3 separate regions of the Homo sapiens genome follow, and regions 2 and 3 are each linked to region 1. Evidence: read pairs that join two places in POLR2A ChIA-PET (ENCODE). Cell type or tissue: HCT116. All regions are shown on one strand.

The links. Peaks named below come from ENCODE experiments on the same cell type or tissue, not always from the same donor. Only the 100,000 strongest peaks of a DNase experiment are listed, where the experiment ranks them.
Region 2: POLR2A ChIA-PET joins it to region 1 with 11 read pairs; 20 of 35 experiments call an interaction of 5 or more read pairs at or near these places.
Region 3: POLR2A ChIA-PET joins it to region 1 with 23 read pairs; 20 of 35 experiments call an interaction of 5 or more read pairs at or near these places.

Annotation. Positions count from the first base shown.
Region 1 is chr7:47,998,880-48,001,379 of GRCh38, forward strand. The region is part of intron 6 of SUN3 (Sad1 and UNC84 domain containing 3); the gene reads right to left. Among named protein-coding and RNA genes, the nearest start is that of HUS1, 21 kb to the left of the region's middle. In HCT116, no CTCF peak of the experiment used is centred here; a DNase peak (open chromatin) is centred at 1,472; H3K4me3 peaks cover 1,350 bases; H3K27ac peaks cover 1,260 bases.
Region 2 is chr7:48,091,491-48,093,990 of GRCh38, forward strand. All of the region lies in intron 2 of UPP1 (uridine phosphorylase 1), which reads left to right. Among named protein-coding and RNA genes, the nearest start is that of UPP1, 3.5 kb to the left of the region's middle. In HCT116, no CTCF peak of the experiment used is centred here; a DNase peak (open chromatin) is centred at 1,101.
Region 3 is chr7:48,083,840-48,086,339 of GRCh38, forward strand. No RefSeq gene overlaps it. Among named protein-coding and RNA genes, the nearest start is that of UPP1, 4.2 kb to the right of the region's middle. In HCT116, no CTCF peak of the experiment used is centred here; a DNase peak (open chromatin) is centred at 1,272; H3K4me3 peaks cover 894 bases; H3K27ac peaks cover 703 bases.

The DNA of each region.
Region 1 (2,500 bases):
TGCTCTTGATTACTGTAAACTTATAGTAAGCCTTAAAATTAGGTAGTGTGAGTTCTCCAACTTTGTCTCTTTTTTTCCCAAAACAAATTTGACTCTTCTAGTTCCTTCACCATTCCACATACATTTTGAAAATGGTTGTCAATTTCTACAAATAATCCTGCTGGGATTTTAATTAGGATTATATTAAATCCATAGAAAAGTTGGACAGTATTGTCATCTTAATGGTATTGAGTCTTCTAATCCATAAACATGGTATACTTGTCCATTTATTTAAATCTTTTTTATTTATTTCATTATTGTTTTTTAGTTTTTAGCTCTCAGTTCCCACATTTTGTTAGTCTTACACCTAAGTATTTTATGTTTTTTACTGCATTTATGAATAGAGCTGCTTTTAAATAGTCTCTAATTTTCTATTATTAGTATATAGAAATTGTATATATACCCTTGAACTTGTAAACCTCACTTACTCTGGTAGATTTTTTTGGTGGTTTTTCTACATAAGCAATCATGTTGTCTCTGAATAGAGCCATTTTTTTCCTTTCTAATTTGCATGCCTTTTCCCCTATCCTCTGCCTTTCGTACTCTCTTTCTCTCCCAGTTTTTCTTCATTTCCCTTTCCTGCCTTTTTTTAAATATTAGTTGAAATTTTTTATTTATTTTTTATTTCTTTTGAAACTGAGTCTTGCTCTGGGGCCCAGGCTGGAGTGCAATGACGCAATCTCAGCTCACTGCAATTTCCGCCTCGCCTTGCAGGTTCAAGCGATTCTCCTGCCTCAGCCTCCTGAGTAGCAGGATTACAGGCGTGCGCCACCGCGCCTGGCTGTTTTGTATTTTTAGTACAGCCGGGGTTTCACCAGGTTGGCCAGGCTGGTCTCGAACTCCTGACCTCAATTGATCCGCCTGCCTTGGCCTCCCAAAGTGCCAGGATTATAGGCGTGAGCCACTGTGCCTGGCCTCCATTTTGATTTCTCCATTAGCTTTTGGATATCTCTGTATTTTTAAGTAATTGTTCTCATGATTACAACGCACGTACCTAGCAGCTCATAGTTTATTTGAGTTAACTTTTTATCATTCATATAAAATCTTTACATTTATAGATGTCCATTAAATCTCACCCACTGACTTTTCCTTTATGGTTGTCATAGAATTAAATCTACATATATTAGCCCTCCACGCCCAGACAATGCCATACATTTTTTCCTTTCAACAGCCATACATATTTTAAAGTACTTAAAGAAAGAAAATTACCTCATCTTTTGTTGTTGTTGTTGTTTTGAGATGGAGTTTCGCTCTCGTCACCCAGGCTGGAGAGCAGTGGCGTGATCTCCGCTCACTGCAACCTCCGCATCCTGGGTTGAAGCTATTCTCCTGCCTCAGCCTCCGGAGTAGCTGGAATTACAGGCATGCGCCACCACGCCCCGCTAATGTTTCTATTTTTAGTAGAGACAGGATTTCACCATGTTGGCCAGGCTAGTCTGGAACTCCTGACCTCAGGTGATCCACCCGCCTCGGCCTCCCAAAGTGCTGGAATTACAAGGCATGAGCCACTGTGCCGGGCCACCTCATCTTTACTCACAGATGAGGCTGTTGCTCTTTCTTCATTCTTTAAGTCCCGAGTTTCTTTTTGGTGTCATTTCTATTGAGCTGAAGAACTTCCTTTAGCAGATTCAGTGGCAGATAATTTTCTTAGTTTTTCTCCATCTAAATGTCTTCATTTTGCCTTCATTCCTGAAAGATATTTTCACTGGATCTACAATTCTGCATTGCTAGATCCTTTCCTTCAGCACTTTAAACATGTCGTTTCCTTCTCTTCTGGTCTCTTTAACTTCTGGTAAGAAATCTGTAATAATGTGTAGTTTTTTTTTAGCTTCTTTCAAGTATTTTCATCTTTGATTTTGAGCAATTTAACTATGATGTGTCTGGATGTCATTTTCCTTGAATTTATCTTCTTTCTGATTTGCCATGCTTTTTGAGTCTGTAAATTTATGGTTTTTTTTTTTTAAATCGAGTTTGAGATGTTTTTAGCTATTACGTCTTTAGATACATTGGTCTCTTCTTCATCTCCCTCTGAGACTACAAGGATAAGAATATTATACCTTTTTATAGTGTCCTATAGGTTTCTGAAGTTCTGTTTGCATTTTTTTCAAACATTTTTTCATTCTTTGAATTGCATAATTTCTTTTGATCTATCTTCAACTTCACTACTTCTTTATTTTTAATTTTTAAGTTCGGGGTACATGTGCAGGTTTGTTACACAGAAAAACTTGTGTCATGGGGATTTGTTGTACAGATTATTTTGTCACCCAGGTGTTAAGCCTAGTATCCATTAGTTATTTTTCCTGATCCTCTCCCTTCTCTCACCCTCCATCCTCCAATAGGCCCCAGTGTGTGTTGTTCCCCTCTATGTGTTTATGTGTTCTCATCATTTAGCTCCCACTTATAAGTGAGAACATGTGTTTTTGGTTTTCTATTCCTGTGTTAGTTTGCTAAGGATAATGGC
Region 2 (2,500 bases), 93 kb after region 1:
GAGGTGAGAGAAGACTTGTTGAGAAACTGAATTTCATTTCCTTACGGAAGTTGGAGAACATTGTGGTACAATGTTAGGAGAAAGGTTTTCTAAAATCAGTGCAGTCTGACATCTTCAACACCAGGGTCTTTTCCACTGGAGCACTGCAGACATCTGCAACTTTCTCTGCCTACGTGGGTGTGGTTAAATAGACCCTCCCTGAGTGCAGGGCTGAAAAGTGGAGAGAAGTTAGTTCTTGGGACACTCACACCCAGGAGGGGGGATCCTGCAGGTACTAAGATTGCAAAGGGAAAGAGAGAGTGAGGCTGGTCCTGGAGCCCACTAGGAAGGAGCCAGCGGAAAGCAGTGACTGGACAAGGGAACTGATTTCTCTGCTGATGTGGCCTTGGTTTCTCTGGTTCAGAGTAAAGAAAAGCAACCAAACCTAGAGAGAAACATCCTTACTCTACAAGGCCAGACGGGAAGTTCTGTCTTTGGCTTGGTTTCCTTTTCTACAAACGGGGTTGGATTCTCTCTGGAGAGCTTTCCGGGGGCCACTCAGCAGTCTCTGATTCAGTGGGATGTTCTCAGCTGCTGGCCCAAGGGAGCTCACCTCTTAGCTCTTCCCCTGCCTGGTTCACTGGGGGGCTGCTCCCTCCCATTAGCTCCCTACCCCTAAAGACAAAAATAGCAGCCTGGAGGGGGCAGAGTTTTAGGGGAGGTTGTAAGAGGGCACATTCTTCAGAGGAGCCACTCTTACGGGGGAATGTTCCTGCCCCACAGAAACTGGCCCTGGGGATCAGGACTCTGCCTGACCCTAAACCCTACTTCTTCCCTCAGTCGGTAGGTCTGCTTAATGGATCCTGAAGAAGGCCTGAAATCATGACCAGACCCCTACGCCCCGGGATCCTCCTGTAGTGCCTTTTGATAAGAAGCACTGCCCTGGCTTCTCTCTCCTCCTTCCACATGTGTAGGGAGAGGTAGCTCTGCCTATTCATGAAGCTTCATCCCTACACTGTCCTTCATTTGGCCCCTGGTGAACCGGGGGCCAAGGTGTGATACCTCTTTTAAAACTCATTCCCTTCACACTGGTGTTGTGACTCATGCCTGTAATTCCAGCTACTTGGAGGCTGAGGTGGGAGGATCACGTGAGCCCAGTAATTTGAGGCGGCAGTGAGCTGTGATTGCACCACTCCACTCCAGCCTGGGTAACAGAGTGAGACCCTGTTTGTTTCTTTTTTTTTTTTTTTTGAGACAGAGTCTTGCTCTTTCACCCAGGCTGGAGTGCAGTGGCATGATCTCGACTCACTACAACCTTCATCTCCTGGGTTCCAGCGATTCTCCTGCCTCAGCCTCCCGAGTAGCTGGGATTCCAGGCATGCGCCACCACACCCAGCTACTTTTTTGCATTTTTAGTAGAGATGGAGTTTCACCATGTTGGCCAGGCTGGTCTTGAACTCCTGACCTCAAGTGATCTGGCCTCCTCGGCCTCCCAAAGTGCTGAGATTAGGGGCGTGGGCCACTGTGCATGGCCCCCTGTTTCTAAAAAAATGAAGAATAAAGTGTTGAATTAAAAAAAAAATCAACAACACCACACCTTATTCCCCTTCTTAGCTCTCCTTAGCTGGACTGCAGTAGGCTGGGATTTCCAAAGAAGTGTTGTGTAAATGCTAAGGGAGAATGAAAGCCTGGTGGAGAGATTTAAGGCAGCAATTGGAGGGAACATTTTTCTCCACACCTAACAACTGTAGTTTTCCCTGGCATTCAAAATTTGCTGGAAATGATCACTATATTATGGTAATAATAAATCCCATTCTCCAAAAAGGGACCTTTTGGGTTTTAGCTTGGTGACAAGAGACTGCTGAGTTACGAAGGTGAGAACCGTGTGGTGGAAACAACTGGCTTGACCTCAGGAAAGCAGCTTCACTTCACAGACTCCTACTGATGTCTTTATGAGCCTTGGATCATCCTGTAGACCCAGTGCTTCACTCTCTTCCTCTCAGCATGAATCCTGCCCACTCTGCAAGGCTTTCCAGGGAGTTGGGGGCCTGGCCATTACAGGGCATTTGGGGATTTGTTTCTTTATTAACTGAGTTCAAAACGTGAGTCTCACCCTCCTTCAAAGAGCTCTGGCAAAACCCTGCCCTTCTCCACACAGAGAAGTGGTCTTGGGGGTTTCTGACTACTGAGCCCTAGTAGAATAACTTCAGGTACGCCACGTTTTTCCTTCATGGGACTTTGCAGTGGAGACGGGGCCGTGGGCTGACTCAGGTCAGCCTCAGTCCCTCTCCCTCCTATGGTGGTCCCCTGTCCCCGCTGCTCCCCCTGGAGCTGATAACTTTTACCCATCTTTGACCCAATTCTTCCTGGGGAGAAGAGCATCTGAGATTCTAGAAAAGTGAGGCAGAGGCCAGGCGCAGTGGCTCACACCTGTAATCCCAGCACTTTGGGAGGCCGAGGCTGGTGGATCACCTGGGGTCAGCAGTTCGAGAACAGCCTGCCCAACATGGTGAAACCCTGT
Region 3 (2,500 bases), 85 kb after region 1:
AAGGGGTCTGGGGAGTCATGCCCTATAAACAATGAATTCTCATGAGATGGGTTTTATTTAACCCTATATATCGTGACTTACTTTCCAACCTGACTCTGGCATAACATTACGAGACAGGGAAGAAAATAAAAATATTTTATCCCAAAACATGTTTCTTTGCCATATCTTGAAATGGCCCTGCAAAGCTGTCCTTTGTGGGGGAAATTTGCATCTGTAAAAAATCTCTATTAACATAGCTAGAGCTTTTTCTTCCAGGCTCTCCCAATTTTAAAGAGATTAACTGGCCGGGCACGGTGGCTCACGCCTGCAATCCCAGCACTTTGGGAGGCCGAGGCAGGTGGATCACAAGGTCAGGAGATCGAGACCATCCTGGCTAACATGGTGAAACCCTGTCCCTACTGAAAATACAAAAATTAGCTGGGTGTGGTGGCGGGCGCCTGTAGTCCCAGCTACTCGGGAGGCTGAGGCAGGAGAATGGCATGAACCTGGGAGGCGGAGCTTTCAGTGAGCCGAGATCGCGCCACTGCACTCCAGCCTGGGTGAGAGTGTGAGACTCCATCTCAAAAAAAAAAAAAAAAAAAAGAGATTAACTAAGTGTCTAGCACCTTTTATTAAAGATCTGAATAGGAAACATTTGTCATCTATTGTCTCTAAGGGCAGCCACTATAAGACTTCAAATACCCTGGGTCTCCACAATCTTTTATCTTAACCTGGACATTTCCTTTCTATCAATCCAGGTCTTTAGACAAACTCAACCAATTGTAAACCAGAAAATGTCTAAATTTACCTATAGCCTTGAACCCTGCCCCCTACCCCGCTTTGAGTTGTCCTGCCTTTCTGGACCAAACCAATGTATTTCTTAAATGTATTTGATTGCTGTCTCATGCATTCCTAAAACATATAAAACCAAGCTGCACCCTGACCGCCTTGGGCACGTGTCCTCAGAACCTCCTGAGGGCCGTTTGCTGTGTCACGGGCCATGGTCATTCACATTTGGCTTAGGATAAATCTCTTCAAATATTTTACAGAGTTTGACTCTCTTTGTTGACTACTAGGACCAGCAACCTGGGAAAGTGATGGCTCATCAGACTGGACTCAGCTGCCAGGGGAGTGGGCCTGCCACTGTGAGCCTATCTGAGCTGGGGGTGGGTCAGGGGACTGAGTAGCTCTATATGATGAGTGAGAGTTGGCGGGAAGAATCTCACTTTTTGTATTTTGGCAAGAATTTGAAATCTCAGGGGTCTGAGTCATGCTGTAGTCTCACCACAGGCCTCAGGGGAGTCAACTTCTGACCTGGAGGCCTGGTCTGGGTTTGTGGTGTCTGAGTCATAGTTCGTGTGATAAAAGTACGTGCTCTGGTGTGGAAAGCAGGCAGAGGCTTTTTCACTCCATTCTGTCTCACTGACAATGAAAATGCTAGCTGTGACCCACCACATGGGTTTCATGACCCACGAATGGACCAGGCAGCTGTTTAGAAAACACTGCGGCTCAATTTCTGCCCTCTCTGAGGGGTGTTCTAGAAATCTGTATGGCTGCTGGATTGGAAAGAAAAGAGCAATTGCATGAGGAATTGGGAAGTGAGGACAAACAGAGAAGAAGCCTCAGCTACTATCTCTAAAATATTATCTGAGAAAGAAAACAAACAAACAAACAACAAACACATTTCTTTTCCTGAGGAAGGTGAGCCTTTAAATTATCAGGCCCAGAGAACATTTAGAACAGAACAGCAGTCATGGCTCACTTCCCCTTCAGCTAAGTGGTTACCTCTTGAAGCCACTTGCTATGTGGCTGTAGAATAACTGAGGCCAATTAGCCATAAGATGCCATCCACCCTATAGTTCAACACTGTGTGGGCAATCACTAACCAATGTTATTTCTGTAAACCAATGAGGATTCCTGACAACTCTGCAATCGCCCCATCTCCTGAGTTGTTCTTTTTTCTTTAAAAACTTGAGCCTCCTTTTTGTTCTTGGAGCACTCCCCATGGCAACTTAGAAGTGTGTCCTGGGCTACAGTCCTCAACCTGGGCACAAATAAACTCTCTATGTTAATTTTGTCTCATCTTTCTTTTAGGTAGACACATTAGCTTTGGGAGAATTTCAAAGAGTTTGAAGTTACTTAGATTTGGGAAACCTGAAGGGCAGTGGTGTGTCACTATCTGGTGTGGCCTGGCCTTCAGCCTCTCAGCCCCTTCCCTCCCCACCTCTCAGAGCTCAGGGCCAACTGCATCTCTGAAAGAGCCCAAAGACCTTGTTGAGGAGCAGGGGGATCCTGGCTGAGCCTGCAAGCCCTGGGTCTCTTCCAGACTTTCCTGCCTCTAGCAGCTGCTGCTCTAGGTGGCCATTGGTGGGCTGCATTTGCTCTCTGCTTGCAAACATTGATGACACAGGTATTTTGGGTGTGGTTTAGTAGTGGCCCGACACAATTTTGTTTCCAGTTTGTCACACTGACAAGGTTTTAACCTGACAAATGTTAAACACAAATTATAGGAGGCCATTGT